4 separate regions of the Homo sapiens genome follow, and regions 1, 3 and 4 are each linked to region 2. A link is a loop called in an ENCODE intact Hi-C map of the cell type or tissue named here. Cell type or tissue: endothelial cell of umbilical vein. All regions are shown on one strand.

Region 1 (5,000 bases), 75 kb before region 2:
TGCCGACCTCAGGTGATCTGCCCACCTCGGCCTCCCATAGTGCTGGGATTACAGGCGTGAGCCACTGCGCCCAGCCTATTGTTGTTCTTTCTTTTTGAGATGGAGTTTTGCTCTGTCACCCAGGCTGGAGTGCAATGGCCTGATCTCCACTCACAGCAACCTCCACCTCCCAGGTTCAAGTAATTCTCCTGCCTCAGCCTCCCAAGTAGCTGGGATTACAGGCACCTGCCATCATGCCCGGCTAATTTTTGTATTTTTAGTAGAGATGGGGTTTCACTATGTTGGTCAGGCTGGTCTCAAACTCCTGACCCCAAGTGATCCAGCCACCTTGGCCTCCCAAAGTGCTGGGATTACAGGTGTGAACCACCACTCCTGGCCATGATTGTTATTTTGTATTGTTTTGAAATCAGGAAGTGTGAATCCTCCAACTTGATTCTTATTTTTCATGATTGTTTTGACTGTTCTGGATCCTTGAGTTTCCATGTGAATTTTAAAGTTAGCTCATAATTTCTACCTGGCAGCCAGCTGGGCTTTTGATGGGGATTGCCTTGACTCTAGATCAGTTTGGAGCCATCAGTTTTCTAAGTCTTTAACTTATTCAACTCGTTTAATCTTACCTACCTTGGAGGTAGGTCCTACTTTTATCCTCATTTCACAGAGGAGGAAACTGAGGCCCAGAGAGCTTAAGGACCTTGTCTGAAGTCACGCAGCTGGCCAGTGGCCAAGCCAGACCTTGAGCCGGTGGCTCTGGAGCCCGTGGCTCTGGAGCCCGTGTTTGTAACCACTGTGCTGAGCTGCCTCTTTCCCTGGGCTTGTTGTCTTTGACTCTGCCTTCCCTGAAGGGTGACATTCCCTGGCCATGTCCCTGTGGTAGGGGGCTGCATCTCTGGCAGACCCCACAACGGCTTCACCTCCTTGTGTTCCAGGCAGCCGGTGAAGGTTGTGTACTCCTCCAAGGATCCTGCCCAGCCGAAAGAGAGTTCCAAGGTGGATGCGAATGAGGAGGTGGAGGCTTTGATCGTCAAGTCCCCACAGAAGGAGTGGAACCCCTCTCTGTTTAAGGTGTTATACAAGACCTTTGGGCCCTACTTCCTCATGAGCTTCTTCTTCAAGGCCATCCACGACCTGATGATGTTTTCCGGGCCGCAGATCTTAAAGTAAGACCCCTTCCCTCCCAGGTGGGCTCCATTTTCCCTCCTTGGCTTTGATCTTTCAGTTGCATCAGTCATAACCCTGGGGTCATGCTGTGTCCTGAAGTGGGCTCATAGCCAGATGTCTCCATTTTTACTTTAGCTTTTTTGAAAAAAATAGAGACAGGGTCTTGCTTTGTTGGTCAGGCTGGTCTCGAGCTCCTGACTTCAAGCGATCCTCCTGCCTCGGCCTCCCAAAGTGCTGGGATTGCAGATGTGAGCCATGGTCACTGCCTAGCTTTACTTTATGCTTTACTTAATTACCATATTAGTGAAGACCACATCGTTTGCAAGTAACAGAAACCCACTAGGCTCCCCTAAAACCCAAATGGGGAGGATATGGCATTGTCTTGGGAAACCAAGAGCAAGGAAATGCCAGCAGATCTCATGAAAAAACTGCAACCAGGGTTGGGCGCAGTGGCTCATGCCTATAATCCCAGCACTTTGAGAGGCTGAGGTGGGAAGATCACCTGAGGTCAGGAGGTCAAGACCAGCCTGGCCAGCATGGTAAAACCATCTGCTAAAAATACAAAAATTAGCCGGGCGTGGTGGTGCACGCCTGTAATCCCAGCTACTCAGGAGGCTGAGGCATAAAAATTGCTTGAACCCAGGAGGCAGAGGTTACAGCAAGCTGATTGCATCACTGAACTCAAACCTTGGCGACAGAGCAAGACTTTGTCTCAAAAAAAAAAAAAAAAAAAAAAAGAATAAAAACAACAACAAAAAACTGCAACCAGGAACTGGGGAGTCAGAAAGGAAGTTGCCTCTCTCCTACCTGGCTCTCTGCTGCTCTGTGACTCAGGGGCTACACATCCCTTCTCTTTTCCTCCCTACCTCTTTACCTCGTGTTCCCTATGCAATTCCTTTGGGTGACTTGCTGGTGATGAGATATAGCTAGAGCAATTAGTGCACAACCCCAAGGCAGAGGCCTCTTTTATGAGCAGTTTGGGTCACCTGCACAGCCAGATCACCACTGTGGACTTGTTTTTCCATCTATGAAATTGAAGTGATAGTGTCTAGCTCATCTGGCTCAGGAGAAAGTTGCAGTGCCAACACTGAAGCTCTCTTCCCTGCCCCCACGTGTCACAAGTCATTCCAGGCCCTCTCTTTGCTCCTTTGCAGGTTGCTCATCAAGTTCGTGAATGACACGAAGGCCCCAGACTGGCAGGGCTACTTCTACACCGTGCTGCTGTTTGTCACTGCCTGCCTGCAGACCCTCGTGCTGCACCAGTACTTCCACATCTGCTTCGTCAGTGGCATGAGGATCAAGACCGCTGTCATTGGGGCTGTCTATCGGAAGGTAGGGGACGCTGTGCCATTGGCATGTGGCCCGACTTCCACATCCCCTCCTGCAGCCCTGGGTTACTCTGGGGCCAGCGTGGGGATTTCCAGCCCAGCTTCTGGAGCAGTAGGATGAGGGTAGCTTCCGTGACCTTAGGTGGCAGGGACAGCACGCATCAGGCATTGTACGTTAGGAAAGCTGATTTCAAGGGTGGGCGTGTAGATGTCTTTGTGTATCAGCTGTGAGTAATTGAGTTTCTTAGATGGATCAGTGGCCCTTGTTGTGGGGAAATCCAAGTTTGGATCCTCATTCTGCTGTTAACATTCTGTGTTTCAGCTTGTTGTCACTCTTTTTTTTTCGTTTTTTTGAGACCAGGTCTCACTCTCTCCCCCAGACTGGAGTGCAGTGGCATGATATTGGCTCACTGCAACTTCTGCCTCCTGAGTTCAAGCGATTCTTCTGCCTCAGCCTCCTGAGTAGCGGGGACTACAGGCGCCTGCCACCACGACCGGCTAATTTTTGTATTTTTAGTAGAGACAGGGTTTCGCCATGTTGGCCAGGCTGATCTTGAACTGCTGACCTCAGGTGATCCGCCTGCCTCAGCCTCCCAAAGTGCTGGGATTACAGGCATGAGCCACCGCGCCCAGCCTGTTGTCACTCTTAATTTGAACTGAGCAGGTGGCACATTCCTTGCATGGTAAGAGTATGTAGCAGGCATTTGTGTACATCCAATTTCAAAGGACCTAAATTACCTTCTTGATCCCTATAAATTTTTTTTTTTTTTTGTCTCGAGGTCAAGGAAACTGCTTGGCTCCTAGGTTAGGAAGAGACAGTCTTGCAGGTACTTGATGAACTAGAGGAGTGATTCTCAGGCCTGTCTGTGAATTAGACTCACCTGGGGAGCTTAAACTGATGCAGGCCAGGCACTGTAGCTCATGCCTGTAATCCCAGCAGCTTGGGAGACCAAGGTGGGGGAATCACTGGAGGCTTGGAAGTTCAATACCAGCCTGGTCAATATAGCAAGACCCTGGCTCTGCAGAAAATTTAAAAAAATTAGCCAGGTATGGTGGTGCGTACCTGTAGTCCCGTCTACTCAGGAGATTGAGTTAAAAGAATCACTTCAGCCCCGGAGTTGGAGGCTGCAGTGAGTCCTGATAGCATCCCTGCATTCCGGCCTGTGTGACAGAATGAGACCCTGTCTGAAAAAACAAAAAAACTTCCTGACACCTAGGTTGCACCAGACCAGTGAAATTGCGATTGCTGTGGTGGCACCCAGGTGTCATTGTTTTTGTTTTTTATTTATTTTTATGTTTTGAGACAGGGTCTCGCTCTGTCACCCAGGCTAGAGTGCAGTGGCATGATCTTGGCTCACTGCAGCCTCCACCTCCTGGGCTCAAACGATCCTGCCACCTCAGCCCACCACGTAGCTGGGCCCAGAGGCATGCATCACCACGCCTGCTAATGTCTTAGTGTTTTTAAAACTCACGAGGTGATAGTGTGCAATCATGTTTGAGGGCTAGGGACATTTTCCCCCACCAGGGCACGTTTGGCAATATCTGGGGGCATTTTCGGTTGTCCCAACTGGGGGCGAGGGCATGTAGTGGGTCGAGGCCAGGTATTGCTGCTAAAACTCCTACAGTGCGCAGGACAGCCCCCCAAAGAATTATCTGGCTCCAGATGTCAAGAATGCCAAGGATTAGAGACCCTGGCCCACACCCTCAGTCCTTCAGTGGGATCTGGGACCAGTAGCACTGACACAGCCTGGAAGCGTAGAAATGCAGAATCCCAGGCCACACCCCAGACTTGCAGAATCCAAAACAACTCCCCCCACCCCCCACCACTCCCCCCAGAAAAACCCGGCCGCATGTGTGCACATTAAAGCATGCGAAGCCCTGGTTTCGAGGACACCTAGGGTCCCTTGCCAACTGATGAGTTCAAGGTTGGGAGGCACTGAGCACCGCGGATAAGAATGTGGGCTTTGAGATGACACAGGCGTCCTGGGCAGACAGATAGGTCGGGAGGGGAGGAGGAGAGATCTGCGGCATTTCTGCCCCTGAGAGTCTCCTTCCTCTCCGTGGGTCTGGAGGGAGAGTCAGGCCTCTTCAGCTGCCACACTCACCCACCTTCCCTCTCCTTTGTCCCACAGGCCCTGGTGATCACCAATTCAGCCAGAAAATCCTCCACGGTCGGGGAGATTGTCAACCTCATGTCTGTGGACGCTCAGAGGTTCATGGACTTGGCCACGTACATTAACATGATCTGGTCAGCCCCCCTGCAAGTCATCCTTGCTCTCTACCTCCTGTGGCTGGTGTGTGTTTAACGCCGTTTCCCTTTGCATGCAGGGAGGGACTTCTACGTGTGGGCAGTGGGCCGAGGGAGTGGGTGTTGATGGTAATGGCATGTAGAGCTCCCTGGCAGTTCCGGCTGTGGTTCATATTTTATTTTCCAGCCTGTTAACCAATTCCTCAGTATTTTGTTCCTTTCCTGAATTGTCAGGTTGATGTTCTCCTTGGTGGCATGGCGTTTTC
Region 2 (5,000 bases):
ATAGATAATGTTTTCAATTGACAGGTGGAGCATCTTGCTAAGTGGGAGAGCTGAGAGTGCAACCTCAAGTCTGTCCAATTCCAAAACTGCTGTTACCGCTAAAGGATTAACCGCAGCACAATTGCCAGTAGGGATGGGTTGTTTAGATGGGAGCATTCCAGCTGCAAAGCAAAACAAGAGTAAGAAACCATGAGGCTCACCATATCTCAAACCACGCTGCACAGCTGTTCAGGTGGCATCCAGGGGGCCTTGGTTCAATCATGTGGCCCCTGCGCCCCACCACACTGTGGCCCAATGATTGATGAGAACGAACAGTGATGGAATCAGAGAGAGTAGGTCCAGTTCCTGGAGTCTCGTTATATCCTCTTGAAATTGGTGCCAGCTTTTTTTTTTTTTTTTTTTTCCCCTGCATTTACCAAATATGTTATCTGTGTTCATACGCAAGCTGGAAAATTTCCTGAAAGACCCAAAAAGAACAAAACAGGCCAAATGCAGTGTTGAAGGCAACTTAAATGTCTGCCAATAGCAGGACCTTGGGTACACCGTGGAGCAATGTGGCTTTGAGCAGGGATAATTAGAAGACGCAGCTGTTGGAGCACCAAGGATTTTTATTTTTCAACAACAAAGGAAATGATTTTAGCAAAGGACCAAGTTCTAGGTGCACTGTCGTTATCACCGAGATGAAATGCATAATGTGTGTGGGCAGGACTGGAAGGGAGGCAGATACATGAAAACATCGTCTTTTTAAGGGTTGAGATTATAGAATAGTTAATTTTTTAATGGCTTTTGGCTAAATTTACATTTATCCTCTCACTAGGCAGTCTCATTCCTAAGTGTATATTAAAAAAAAAAAAAAAAAAAAAAGAGCAAAGGCAGTGCTTAGAATGTTCTCAGCATCTTGATTCATAATCGCCCAAACTGGAAACAGCTCAAATGTCCATTAACAGGACCGTGGAGAAATAAATTGTGATATAATTATACAATTTATGGTTGAGTAGTAAAAAGGAATGAAATGCTAATACACAACAATTTGGGTTTATCTCAGAGATGTTATAGTGATCAAAAGAAGCCAGACGAAAAAGAGTAGGTACTGTGAGATTTCATTTATATGAAGTTCGGTCGGGTGCAGTGGCTCATGCCTTTAATCCCAGCCCTTTGGGAGGCCTAGACAGGAGGATTGCTTGGGCCCAGGAGTTCGAGACCAGCCTGAGCAACATGGGAAAACCTGGTCTCTACAGAAAATACAAAAATTAGCTGGGTGTGGTGGCGTGAACCTGTAGTCCCACCTGCTTGGGAGGCTGAGATGGAAGGGTCACTTGAGCCTCGGAGGCGGAGGTTGCAGTGAGCTGACATTGTGCCAGTGCACTTCAGCCTTGGTGACAGGGCGAGTTGTCTGAAAAAAACATCAGATCGGCAGGGCAGGTGGATCACCTGAGGTCAGGAGTTTGAGACCAGCCTGGCCAACATGGTGAAACCCCATCTCTACTAAAAATAGAAAAATTAGCCAGGCACGGTGGTGGGCGCCTGCAATTCCAGCTACTTAGGAGGCTAAGGCAGGAGAATTGCTTGAACCTGGGAGGCAGAGGTTGCAATGAGCCAAGATTGTGCCACTGCACTCCAGCCAGGGTGACAGAGCGAGACTGTCTTAAAAAATAAAATAAGATCATTCCTGAACAAATATTCATCTCAGGTTAGATTTTTCCAGTAAGTAAGGTTCAGAGGCAGTGGCAAGTGGAGGAAAGTGAACAGGTAACACACTTGAGAGCGATTTGCATCTGGATTGTTCAGAAAGCAAGCTGGTAAGAGAGGAAGGAGATGTGGTCCAGGGTAAGATGGGGCAGATCACCTGGGCCTTCAGCCATGCAGAGGGGTCTGGATTTCATGGGAGGCGGTGGGAACAGCTGGAGAAGAAATTATATCTGATCCACATTCCAGGAATTGGCAGAACAGCTATTCTGAGACTGCGTGGGGTTGTGCGGTACCTGGGTTCACTTACATAGCTTCTGGGGCCCCAGAAGACTCTCCATCTGTGGGTTGCAATTAACGCCCGTGCCGCCACCCAGGAAGAAGCTGCCAACCACAGAGGCCTTGTAAAAGCCACCTGCTGCTATTGATGCTTTTTGTTGGACTCTGCCCCAAAGCAGCCCAGTACACCTGGCCCAGGGCAGGATGCAGGGAGGCCGAGTTCCTAGCAACCCTTTGTTAGTTTTCCCAGCTCTCCTGTCGATAAGCAATTGTAGGCACCTTGTGGAATCAGGAACCCCGGGCTCACCAGTTCCTTTTGCGTAGATGAGAAAAACCTAGGCTAGGAGAGCGCAGTGTCCTCACATGGCTGGTGCAGCCTCTGATCCACAGCTCCACAAAGCTTGCAGAAGGTGGTTGGCTTTTGTTCTGAATCTAACAAGACTTATCGGGAGGCTCTTGGTGCCTGGCACTGGCTGAATGCCCAGGTTGGGGGAGGCAGAGCAGATGAAGCATCTGCCCGCGAGGGTGGGTGGAGCTGCTTGTGAAACGTATCATCGTAGCCCGGGAGCTGGGACACTGAAGCCCGGAGAAGGTGCTCATGGAGGATGGGAAGGGCTTCCCGAGGAAGTGACATCTGTGCTCCCATCTGCTGGGTGATGAGGAATGGCCTGGACGGGATGGGCATGGTGGGTGGAGGCAGGCGGCCTGTGTGCAGGGAAGGAAGGGGAGAGTTACAGGATGAGATGAGTTGAGGGAAGAAGCATGGTTGGCAACTCTAACAGCGCTGGGAGGCCATCGGAGGGGGGTGACGAGATTGACCCTATCCTCATGGGCATCTCAGCTGGGCTGAGTGTGCTGGAACCGGCCATTGCATGGACACAGTCACTCCTGAGGGGATGTGATCAACAGGCGGAATTCTGTCACTTAATGATAACAATAGTCACCAGCTAACTGAATGCTTACTGTTAGGTCAAACTATATGAAACTGCTAATACTTATTTCTTATCTACAGAAACAGCTATTTCCTGTGGTTCAACCTAGTATTACCAGGCACTGTGCTTAGTGACATCATGCATATCTATATGATTTATGAAATAATGTGTCCACGCAAATACACATCACATGTAAGACTGTAACTCTTACATGTCACCCTCACAATGACCCCGTGAAGCAAGCTTTGTTTTGTTTCGTTTGTTTTCTTAATAATATTTTATTTTTGTAGAGATGGCATTTTGCCATGTGCCTGGGCTGGTCTCAGACTCCTGGCCTCAAGTGATCTCCCGCCTCTGCCTCCTGAAGTGCGGGTATTACAAGCATGAGCCACCCCACCTGGCCGAGCAAGCCTTGTTGTTCCCATTTTACAGATAAGGAAACTGAGGCTTAGAGAAGTAAAGTGTTAGTCGTGTTTATATTGCCAGTCAGTAGTTGAGTCAGGATTTGAACTGAGGTCTCGTTGACCTCAAAGCCTATGCTGAAAACCACACTGCTGGTTCCAGAAAACCCTAGAGGTGAAAGGCTTCAGAGAGGCAGTACAGGGTAGAGGTTAGCACTTTGCAGCCCAGATGGCCTGGGTTTGAATCCCAGTTCTGCCCCTTGCTAGCCATGTGACCTTGGGGAGGAGATTAACTAGCTTCTTTGTGCCTTAGTCTACCCATCACATATAGGAATGAGCACCTCAGGTTTTTTGTGAGGATTGAATGAACTGATGTTTGTAAAACTGCTTAGAACGATGCCTGGGGCTGTGGGCTTTGTATAAGCGTGAGCTATTATTGTCACTGTCCTTGTCATTGGTGGTGCTATTCCTGTGGTTCACCAGGTGAGTGGGCACCCCTGTGAGGGCAGCCCGGCTCTAACATTTTGCCTCCTGGAGGTATCGGTTACGTCTAGATGTTCTCCAGCACAGCCCTGCCCTGGGAGGATGGCAGGAGGGAACCTTCATCAACTCCCCGCGTCTGTTCTCTACCCCAGAGGTTCTACGTGGCTTCCTCCCGGCAGCTGAAGCGCCTCGAGTCGGTCAGCCGCTCCCCGGTCTATTCCCATTTCAACGAGACCTTGCTGGGGGTCAGCGTCATTCGAGCCTTCGAGGAGCAGGAGCGCTTCATCCACCAGAGTGACCTGAAGGTGGACGAGAACCAGAAGGCCTATTACCCCAGCATCGTGGCCAACAGGTGGGCATGGTGGGCCTGCAGGAGCGGGTGGAGGAGGCCGCCTTAGCACCTTGTCTCTTTGCCTCGATCTTTTCCTCGCACCTTGAGCTGGGTATAAAGCCAAACCCCGGCCTTGCAGAAAGGATGGAGAGGCTTGATGAGCGCGGAGGACAGATGAATCATTAAGAGCAGACAGCGGCACTGTAGACATGCAGTGCCCGCGGCATTTAAGTGCAGGGACACAGCTCTTCTGGAGTCAGAAAGCCCTGCAAGTGCTTCCCGTTAACTGTCATCCTAGTGATGCAAGACTGCCAGCGACCGACTCTGCTATTGAGTATCTTCATACCGCTGTTCCCGTCTGGGGGTGATCATGCACCCCTGGGTGATGTGTGTCAGAAGCAATTTACTAATACTAAGCTAAACCATATGAGATTGTCATCTTGTGGGCCAGATGTCATGGCTCACGCCTGTAATCCCAGTACTTTGGGAGGCTGAGGCAGGAGGATCCATTAGATTCCAGGCCAGCCTGGGCAACATAGCAAGACCCCCATCTCTCTTAAAAAAAAAAAAAAAAAAAAAAAGTAGCCCATCATGGTGGTGTGTGCCTGTAGTCCTAGCTTCTCGAGAGGCTGAGGCTGGAGGATCGTTTCAGCCCAGGAGTTCAAAGTTGCATTGAGCTATGATTACACCACTGCACTCCAGCCTGGGTGACAGAGTGAGACCCTGTCTCTGGAAAAACAAAAAAAGGAGATGGGGGTGGGAGATTGACATCTTGTGGATCACAGATAATAGCATCAATCCAAAAGAGGCAGAAGTTTGCTAATTATTTGCTGAATTTAGAGAAGTGTCCCTCTCACCCATTTGCATCCTTATAGACTTTTCTGAAAA
Region 3 (5,000 bases), 130 kb before region 2:
TGCAGGGAGAATCCATGGCCTGGCCCTGTCCAGCATCAAGAGGCCACCTGTCTTCCTCAATTCGTGGTTTCATGTCCCTCCACCCCTGCTTGTGTTGTCAAATCTCCTTTACTTTTTTTTTATTTTTGAGACGGAATCTCAGCTCACTGTAGTCTCTGCCTCCCAGGTTCAAGTGATTCTCCTGCCTCAGCTTCCTGAGTAGCTGGGATTACAGGTGCATGTCACCATGCCTGGCTAATTTTTGTATTTTTAGTAGAGACGGGGTTTCACCATGTTGGACAGGCTGGTCTTGAACTCCTGACCCCGGGTGATCTACCTGCCTCAGCCTCCCAAAGTGGTGGGATTATAGGCATGAGCCACCACGCCCTGCCTCAAATCTCCTTTTCTGACTCAGATATTCCCACCGTCCTCTTGTCCCTTATAATTCCCTGTGATTACATTGGGCCCACCTGGATCATCTAGGACAGGGGTCCCCAACTCCTGGGCCATGAACCAGTAGCGAGCAGTCTGTGGCCTGTTAGGAACTGAGTCATGCAACAGGAGCTGAGTGGCGGGCAAGCCAGCATTACCACCTGAATTCCACCTCCTGTCAGATCAGTGGCTGCATTGGATTCTCACAGGAGCGTGAACCCTAACGTGAACCGTGCATGCGAGGGACCTAGGCTGTGTGCTCCTTATGAGAATCTAATGCCTGATGATCTGAGGGGGAACAGTTTCATCCTGAAAGCCACCCCCCGCCATCCCTGGCAAAACTGTCTTCCATGAAATCCATCCCTGGTGCCAAAAAGCGTGGGGACCTCTGATCTGGGACATTCTCCCCATTCCAAAGTCCTTAATGATACCTGCAGAGTCCCTTTTGCCATGAAAGGTAAGAGACTCAGGTTCTGGGGACGGGGATGTAGGCATCTTTACGGGCTATTCTGTGTACTGCACCTGTTCAGCTTAGTTCCAGGCACATAGTAGGGGCTCAGTACATCTTTGTTGAATGACACAATCAATCATTTGGTTAGGCTAGAGAATGTGGAAGGAGGCCGGGTGCAGTGGCTCACGCCTGTAATCCTAAGGCTGAGGCAGGTGGATCACTTGAGCTCAGGAGTTTGAGACCAGCCTGGACAATGTGGCGAAACCCCATCTCTCCTAAAAATAGAAAAATTACCTGGGTGTGATAGTGTGTGTCTGTAGTCCCAGCTACTCAGGAGGCTGAGGCGGGAGGATCACTTGAGCCCAGAAGGTGGAGGTTTCAGTGAGCTGAGATCATGGCACTGCAGTCCAGTCTGGGCAACAAAACGAGACCCTGTGTCAGAAAAAGAGAGAATGTGGAGGGATATTATAGCAAGAAGTGGATCTGGAAGTTTTACTAGTAGTGGTATTTATTGAGCACCTACTGTGTGCTCTGGCTCATGTTTAACAAAGTGCTTATTTGCATAATGTTAGTATTCCCATTTTACAGATGCGGAAACTGAGGTTTAGTTGCTGGCCTAGTATTACAGGGTGAGGAGCTGAAGCCCCATCTGCCTGACGAGGGGTGTGTTGGGGATGTGGACTAGAAGCTTGGTCAGGGAGGGATTCTGTTCAAACAGGGCTGCTTAGCTTTGGCACTGTTGACATTTGGGGCCAGATATTTCCCGTCGTGGGGGCTGTCCTATGTATTGTGGCCATTAAGCAGTATCCCTGGCCTCTGTCCACAGAGTGCCAATAGCACTACCCTCTTCCTAAGTTGTGAAAACCCAGGATGTTTCCAAATGTTGTCACATGTCCCCTGAGTGACAAACTTGCCCCCACTTGAGAACCATGGTGTTGAAACATAGATCACGGCACATCAACTCCATGCTCCTCAGGTCACCCTGCGTGAAAGTCAGAATCCCTGCGGTGGCCTGTGCGTCCCGCACTGACTGTCTCCTCCCTGCCTTCTTCCTTCCTCGCTGTCTTCACTGCTTGTTATTCTTCAGACCTGTTGGCCTCTCTGCGGTTTCTCAGAAATGCCAGGCCTGGTCTGACTTCAGGACCTTTGCACTGGCTGTTTTCTCTGCTTGGTGTGCCCTTCCTCCAGATGGCCATTTGGTTTACTCCTCTGTTTCCTTCCATCCTGTATTTGTTTATTTATTTTTAATTGAGATGGAGTCTCGCTCTGTCACCCAGGCTGGAGTGCAGTGGTGTGATCGCAGATCACTGCAACCTCCACCACCCAGGTTCAAGGGATTCTCGTGCCTCAGCCTCCTGAGTAGCTGGGATTACAGGCATGCACTACCACGCTATGTTGGCCAGGCTGGTCTTGAACTCCTGGCCTCAAGTGACCCACTTGTCTTGGCCTCCCAAAGTGCTGGGATTATAGGTGTGAGCCACTGTGCCTGGCTCAATCCTGTATTTAAATACCCGTCCTCAGCAAGGCTTGCCCTCTTCTCTGAGTGCTTTTCATCACACATGTCTTCATATCCTCTCCTTTCTAAACCATCTGTCTCTTCTCTTTAGGCTGTCAGCTCCAGGAGGGCCGGCCCTTGGTCCCTATTGTTCACTGCTGGGCCCTCAGCCCTAGGAACCGTGCTCTGTAAATGGATGAATGCTGTCTGTCCTGTTACTGCAGTGTCCCCAGACATATCCCTATGCCCAGCACATGCCTGACCCCTCACAAGACCCTGGAACATGACTAAGGGATTTATTTGGTGAAACATGAGAGTCTGATAAGAGGAGAGGAAGTGGCTGGGGAGCAACCTTGCAAAGATAGCCAGGGTTGGATGGAGAAAACGAGGGTGAGTGTCAGCTTCATAGGACGGGCCTTCCACGAGAGGCCTCATGGTGCTTGGGAGAGTTGGGGTGAAAGCAGGTTGGAACAAGATGCTTGCTGCTGACATTTGGGCACTGATGGGCAGCCTGACCTCTGCTTTCTTTTTAGTGCTTAACAACACTGAAGCCCTGTTAAGACAGGATTCTTAGGACTGGGCACAGTGGCTCATCCAGCACTTTGGGAGCCCTGGGTGGGAGGATCATTTGAGCCCCAGGAGTTTGAGGCCAGACAGGGCAACATAGCAAGGCCCCATCTCTGGAAAGAAATACAAAAATTAACCAGGCTTGGTGGTGTGCACCTCTAGTCCCAGCTACTTGAGAGGCTGAGGTGGGAGGATCACTTGAGCCTGGGAGTTCAAAGCTGTAATGAGCTATAATCATGACATTACACTCCAGCCGAGGAGACAGAGCAAGACTCTGTCTCAAAAAAAAAAAAAAAAAAAAAAAATTAGTTTTGCATGTAACTGTGTTCAGTTCTGTGTCTTGGACGTGAGGATTTGTGGTACCCGCCTGGATAGAGCAAGGATGGCCGTGCCCCTGCCTTCCTGGGTGATGGGGATAAGTCTGGAAATTGCCCCTGTGATGTTACTGGGCTTTATTCTTAGCTCTGCTGAGTTAGGGGGCAGGGTGGGGTGCAGCCCAGCCAACAGCATGCCAGGGCGCGTCACTGCCCACGCGATGCTGGCTTCAGCCGCCTTCCTCTCACCTCATGGCCCTGCCAGCCGTGCTTGCCTCCTGCTGTGTCGGGGCTGGGAGACTTTAGCCTTTCTCCAGATGTTTTCAGGAGTGCGGTGGGGAAATGAAGGCCACATGCTGTCTCTCTAAACAGGATTAATGTTCAGAAGCCCAGCGGGTGCCCTGACCTAACCACGGGCCTCTTGCACTCCTTTTCTCAGCTTCCCTTGGCTTCTGAGCTACCCCTCTGCAGCGTTGTTTCTGAGTGTGGCATTTAGGAGCACCCTGTCGTCTTGCCTTTCGTCCCTCCAAGCCCCGTCTGTTCCTTGGTTGGTTGTGCAGAAGAGTTGCTAGGGTTTGAATCCAGGACGGTCCTGCCCCTGTGACTCGCGGGCCATCTTCTCACCTGTTTGTCTCTGTGTTCCTCTCTGTAAAAGTGGGAATCATTACAGTACCTTCCTCATAGACTGCTAGGGTGATAAAATGGAGCGATGTACATGAAACCTGAACGCAGTGCCTGGTATGCAGTCCGTGCTTAGACAGGGCTCTGGTTTTATTTTTATTTCTTTTTCTTTGAGACTTGGTCTCACTCTGTCACCCAGGCTGGAGTTCATTAGCATAATCACGTCTCACTGCAGCTTCCCACTCCTGGGCTCAAGCGATCTTACCACCTCAGCCTCCCAAGTAGGTGGGATTACAGGTGTGAGCCACTGTGCCTGGCACCATTCAGCAATTTTTTTTTGTTTTGTTTTTGAGACAGAGCCTGGCTCTGTCACCCAGGCTGGAGTACAGTGGTGCGATCTCAGCTCACTGCAGTCTCTGTCTTTCAGGTTCAAGTGATTCTCCTGCCTCAGCCTCCCAAGCAGCTGGGATTACAGGCGTCTGCCACCACACCCAGCTAATTTTTAGTAGAGACAGGGTTTCACCATAGTGGCCAGGCTGGTCTTGAACTCCTGACTTCAAGTGATCCACCCTCCTCGGCCTCCCAAAGTGCTGGGATTACAGGCATGAGCCATCACACCCGGCCATCAGCAAATTTTTAAGTATACAATATAGTATTGTGAGCTATAGACACTATTCTGTACAGTAGACCGTAGGACTGACTGACTCATCTTGTATGACCAAAACTTTATACGCTTTGACCAACACCTCCCTGTTTCCCCCACCACCAGCTCCTTGCAACTACCATTCTGTTCTCTGCTTCTATGAGTTTGTCTTTTTTAGATGTCACATGTGAGTGAGATCTTGCAGTGTTCGTCTTCCTGTGCCTGGCTTATTTCATTTAGCATAATGTTCTCCAGGCGCATCCATGTTGTTGCAAATGGCAGGATTTCTTTCCTTTTTTTTTTAGACAGAGTCTTGCTCTGTCTCCCAGGCTGGAGTGCAGTGGCACGATCTCGGCTCACTGCAAGCTCCGCCTCCTGGGTTCACGCCATCCTCCTGCCTCAGCCTCCCGAGTAGCTGGAACCACAGGTGCCTGCCGCCACGCCCGGCTAATTTTTTTTTTTTTTTTTTTTGCATTTTTAGTAGAGATGGGGTTTCAC
Region 4 (5,000 bases), 160 kb before region 2:
CATATGTTCCCTGGGGTGTGAAATCACACAGCCACTGGTGTGGAGGAATATGGGGGAGAAACATGGAGCAAGACCTTCCTCCTCATCCTGCATTTCCCTAGGAGGTTGTGGGCTGTCGAAATTCTAGTGTAATTGGCTTACTGGGGTTGCCTTGGAGAAGCTTAATGAGACGTTAAGGAGGTTAAACTCCAATTAGCTAGAGAAGAAACTTGCGGCAGTTTCTTTTTTACTGAGGGCTGTGTCTTTTTACCTTTTTCCATTTTCCCAGTTGGAGTTGTGACAGTTCATTCTCCCCTGGGAAAACAAAAATGGCTTTCTTTTTCTTTTTCTTTCTTTTTTCTTTTGAGACAGGGTCTCCCTCTGTCACCCAGGCTGGAGTGCAGTGGCACAATCATAGCTCACTGCAGCCTCGACCTCCTGGGCTGAAGCTATCTTCCCACCTTAGCCTCCCAGGTAGCTGGGACCAGAGGTGCACACCACCATACCCGGCTAATTTTTGTATTTTTTGTAGAGTCAGGGTCTCACCATGTTGCCCAGGCTTGTCTCAAACTCCTGGGCTCAAGCGATCCTCCTGCCTCGGCCTCCCAAAGTGCTGGGATTACAGGCGTGAGCCACCATGCCCAGCCGAAAATGGCTTTCTTGAGAGATCAGCTTTGAAGCTCTACTCCTTCATTTTAAAGTGCCCCAGGAGAAGTGGACGATTACAAAGTTGAGATTCCACTTAAGTGTCCCCTTAGTTTAACTGTGGGATTCATCTCCTGGGGAGGTTGCCAGGTTCTGGAAAGTGGGTGTTAATGACCAGGGAGGGTGCCCCTAGGCTAGCATCCTGTAACCCTCAGGAATTGAGATTTTTATGGAGGTTTTCTCTTCCTCTCTGTGAGTTTTCTCTCTGAGAAACCTGTCTAGGGAGGGAGGCTCTAGGCTAGCATCCTGTAACCCTCAAGTAGTAATTGAGATTTTTATGGAGCTTTTATCTTCCTCTCTGTGAGTTTTCTCTCTGAGGAACCTCAGTGTACCTTTTACTGGCCTCCTAGGTAATACTTGTTTGGAGAATATGTGTGATGTCTAAGTCTTCCCAGTACAAGAAATTTGTGTGGTGTTTGACTGATTGATGGATGGAGTCTTGTTCTGTCGCCCTAGCTGATTGTACCACTGCACTGCAGTCTCGACCTCCCAGGCCAAGTGACCCTCCCAACTCACCCTCCCAAGTAGCTGGGACTACAGGCATGCACCAGCACACCCGGCTAATTTTTGTATTTTTTTTTGTAGAGATGGGGTTTCACTATGTTGCCCAGTTTGGTCTTGAACTCTTGAGCTCAAGCAGTCTCCCAGAGTGCTGGGATTACAGGTGTGAGCCACCACGCCCAGCCTCGTGTGGTCTTTGATACCCCTGGGTTCATTGTATTGTTCTTCCCACACTGCTTTTCATTCATTCATTTATTCAGTCATTATTAATTGAGCAGCTACTATGTGCTGCTGCTGCTCTAGGCACTGAGGATACAACAGTGAACAGGACAGACCAGGCCCATGTTCTCATGGGGTTTACACTGAGGGTGACGGAAATGATTTCAGATGCTGGCAAGTGCTGCAAAGACTTGAACCGGGAAAAACTGGGTGAGGTGCAAACTACTACGGAGGGATGTCCACAGAAGGCCTTTCGGAGGCGGTGAGGTTTGACCCCAGAGCTCAGTGGCAAAGCTGGCCATGCAAGGATGTGGGGGAAGGGAGTCCCAGAGTGGGAAGAGAATGTGCATAGGCCTTGAGGAAGATCATGGTGTGGTTAAAGTATTGAGGAGTTTAACTCAAAGGAACTGCAGAGCCCATCTCATAAAAATCTAGCCTGGAGCATTCGGCAAAATGCATAAAGCACTAACACAATGGCTTGTGGTCCTGGAATTTCCAGGGAAGGCGCTTACCAGCTCAGCAAGGAAGTAGAACAATGCATGGTCCCTGGCAGAAGCAAGAACCTTCTGATCTGTTTATGTTTGAATGAAACGCAGGTTTTTTTTTTTTTTTTTTTTTTTTAAAATAGATGGGGGTCTTGCTATGCTGCTCAGGCTGGTCTCGAACTCCTGGGCTCAAGCAATCCACCCACCTTGGCCCTTCCATGTGCTGGGATTACAGGCATGAGGCACTACGCCCTGCTGAATCTCAGGTCTTAAAAATTCAGTTTATTTTGTTTTATGAGTCTCTTCTCTTTCTCAGAACCTTAACTGAAACGTTTGTGATCAAGACCAACTTGGGTTTCCCCACTCCCCAGTTGCCTTTGATTCTCCGCCAAAGGCTTGTTCGTAAGATGATGAGGTACTTTTTTCCTGTGGTTAAGAGGACTTTCTATAGGTTGCTAGAAAACTCTTGTTTTAAAACAAGATGTTGTTGAATTGATCTGGCTGATTGCAGGAGGAAGATCTTGTACTGCAACTTTGTTGATGATGCTAATACTTTAAGGTGAATATTCTAGAAGAATATAAAGGGAAAAATAAAAGTTTTAGTATGTTCCCACCCTGCCCTTTGTTCCCAGAAGTAGCCGTTATTGATGATGGTTGTTGATGATAGTTTCTTGGGTGTTTTTCGAGAAAAGTTTCAAGTATATGCAAATGTATGTGCAAGAACGTGTTCGTTTGTGTGTATATGTTTACATATTCATTTTTTCCCTCCCTAGTTGGGTATTTTAAATACTGTTTTGTCTCTTGTTCTCTTCACTTAACCAGTGTTGATTTTCTTGCCATTTTAAGCCCATGCAAATTGAAAGTAAAAGCCAATCAAATCAACTTTTTTTTTTTTTTTTTTTTAAACAAGCCACGCATTTGCCTGTTAAATGGCTGAGCCATGTATTCACCCATTCCCCTCTTGGTGTCTATCAAGGTCATTCCCAGTTCCTGGTTTCTTGCTGTGATAAGCAGTGCTGCACTGAAGGCACATGTATGCAAATATATGTAAATGATTCAGCAGAATAAATTTTCCCACAGGAAATTGCTAGGTTGACAGTATGTGCATTTTGAAATTTGATAGTTAATTGTCAGGTTACTGCAGCAGTTTATACTCCCACTAATGGGCCCACCAGCACTTATTAAGCACCTGTTGTTTTCCTGCCATATCAGAAAAATTGAGCAAGCTGGGAAGTGATCAGGCCCATGTTGCTTGGCTGTGTGTGAGAGGGCTTTGCCCAGTTAAGTTAAACCTTACTTTCCAGAGGTCAGGAGATCAAAGCAGAAGTGTGCTTTGGTTTTGTTCAGTTTTTTAAAAGATGTGTTTAAATTTTAAACATCTTTGGACTTATTTTAAAAATTGCTTTTAAATCAATAATTTAACAATGTGTAAAAACATTACTGATAGTCTCACCATGCTAATGTCACTCTGATTTTTACACCTAAACTAATTTAATTGCAGAGTTTTCTGATCACAAGTGACATGTGTTCCATATGACAGAACAAACAATACAAAGATATTTAAATAAAGCCTGAACATGGTACTGATATTAGTTTGTTCATGCTGCTATGAAAAAATACCTGAGACTGCGTAGTTTATAAAGGAAAGAGGTTTAATTGACTCACAGTTCTGCATGGCTGGGGAGGCCTCAGGAAACTTAAAATGATGGTGGAAAGGAAAGCAAACATGTCCTTCTTCACATGGTGGCAGGAGACAGAAGTGCAGAGTAAAGAGGAGAAAAGCCGGTATAAAACCATCAGATCTTCTGAGGACTCACTATCAGGAGAACAGCATGGGGGAACCGCTCCCATGATCTAATCACCTCCAGTGAGGTCCCTCCACCAACACGTGGGGATTACAATTAAGATTACAATTCAAGATGAGATTTGTGCGGGGACACAGAGCCGTGCCATATCATTCTGCCCCTGGCCCCTCCCAAATCTCATCTTTCTCATATTTCAAAACACAATTATGCCTTCCCAACAGTTCCCCAAAGTCTTAACTCATTTCAGCATTAACTCAAAAGTCTATGTCCAAAATCTCATCTGAGACAAAATCTAGTCTCTTTCACCTATCAGCCTGTAAAATCAAAAGAAGTTAGTTAGTTCCTAGATACAATGGGGGTACAGGCATTGGATAAATACACCCGTTTGAAATGGGAGAAATTGGCCAAAACAAAGGGGCTGCAGGCCCCATGCAAGTCTGAAATCCAATAGGCCAGTCATAAAACTTTCAAGTTCCATAGTTATCTCCTTTGACTCCGTGTCTCACATCCAGGTCACACTGTTGCAAGAGGTGGGCTTCCACGGCCTTGGGCAGCTCTGCCCCTGTGGCTTTGCAGGGTATAGCCCCGCTCCTGGCTGCTTTCACAGGTTGGCGTTGAGTGTCTCCGTCTTTTCCAGGCACACGATGTAGCTGCAGGTGGATCTACCATTCTGGGTTCTGGATGGTGGCCCTTTTCTCACAGCTCCATTAGGCAGTACCCCAGTGGGGACTCTGTGTGGGGGCTCTGACCCCATATTTCCCTTCTTTACTGCATTGGTAGAGGTTCTCCATAAAGGCTCCACCCCTGCAGCAAACTTCTGGCTGGACATCCAGGCATTTGCATACATCCTCTGAAATCTAGGTGGAGGTTTCCAAACCTCAGTTCTTTAGTTCTATGTACCCACAGGCTCAATACCACATGGAAGCTGCCGAGGCTTGGGGCTTGCACCCTCTGAAGGCACAGCCTGAGCTGTGTACCTTGGCTCCTCTTAGCCATGACTGGAGTGGCTGGGCACCAAGTCCTAAGGCTGCACACATCAGGGGGGCCCTGGACCCAGCCCAGGAAACCGTTTTTCCCTCCTAGGCCTGTGATGGGAGGGGCTGCTGTGAAGGTTTGTGATATGCCCTGGAGACATTTTCCCCATTGTCTTGGAATTGGGCTCCTTGTTACTTTTGCAAGTTTCTGCAGCCGGCTTGAATTTCTCTTCAGAAAATGGGTTTTTCTTTTTACATTGTCAGACTGCAAATTTCCACACTTTTTTTTTTTTTGAGATGGAGTCTCTCTCTGTTGCCCAGGCTAGAGTGCA

Evidence for each region. Peaks named below come from ENCODE experiments on the same cell type or tissue, not always from the same donor. Only the 100,000 strongest peaks of a DNase experiment are listed, where the experiment ranks them.
Region 1: it touches region 2 in a loop (3-fold over the local background); 7 of 110 quality-filtered maps call a loop at or near these places.
Region 3: a loop joins it to region 2, with 4 times the contacts of the local background. A loop is called at or near these places in 3 of 110 quality-filtered maps.
Region 4: a loop joins it to region 2, with 18 times the contacts of the local background. A loop is called at or near these places in 4 of 110 quality-filtered maps.

Annotation. Positions count from the first base shown.
Region 1 is chr16:16,043,524-16,048,523 of GRCh38, forward strand. It overlaps ABCC1 (ATP binding cassette subfamily C member 1 (ABCC1 blood group)), which reads left to right. Exons shown (of 31, transcript NM_004996.4): 8 at 927-1,157; 9 at 2,313-2,490; 10 at 4,619-4,780. Among named protein-coding and RNA genes, the nearest start is that of ABCC1, 96 kb to the left of the region's middle. In endothelial cell of umbilical vein, a CTCF peak has its summit at 2,469; no DNase peak of the experiment used is centred here; H3K27ac peaks cover 348 bases.
Region 2 is chr16:16,118,042-16,123,041 of GRCh38, forward strand. ABCC1 (ATP binding cassette subfamily C member 1 (ABCC1 blood group)) reads left to right here. Exons shown (of 31, transcript NM_004996.4): 24 at 3,934-4,133. Among named protein-coding and RNA genes, the nearest start is that of ABCC6, 100 kb to the right of the region's middle. In endothelial cell of umbilical vein, no CTCF peak of the experiment used is centred here; a DNase peak (open chromatin) is centred at 3,060; H3K27ac peaks cover 2,272 bases.
Region 3 is chr16:15,985,864-15,990,863 of GRCh38, forward strand. All of the region lies in intron 1 of ABCC1 (ATP binding cassette subfamily C member 1 (ABCC1 blood group)), which reads left to right. Among named protein-coding and RNA genes, the nearest start is that of ABCC1, 39 kb to the left of the region's middle. RefSeq lists enhancers at 3,009-3,672, 4,432-4,964. In endothelial cell of umbilical vein, no CTCF peak of the experiment used is centred here; DNase peaks (open chromatin) are centred at 1,998 and 2,638; H3K27ac peaks cover 3,454 bases.
Region 4 is chr16:15,959,000-15,963,999 of GRCh38, forward strand. The region is part of intron 1 of ABCC1 (ATP binding cassette subfamily C member 1 (ABCC1 blood group)); the gene reads left to right. Among named protein-coding and RNA genes, the nearest start is that of ABCC1, 12 kb to the left of the region's middle. RefSeq lists an enhancer at 1-187. In endothelial cell of umbilical vein, no CTCF peak of the experiment used is centred here; DNase peaks (open chromatin) are centred at 1,892 and 2,222; H3K27ac peaks cover 1,527 bases.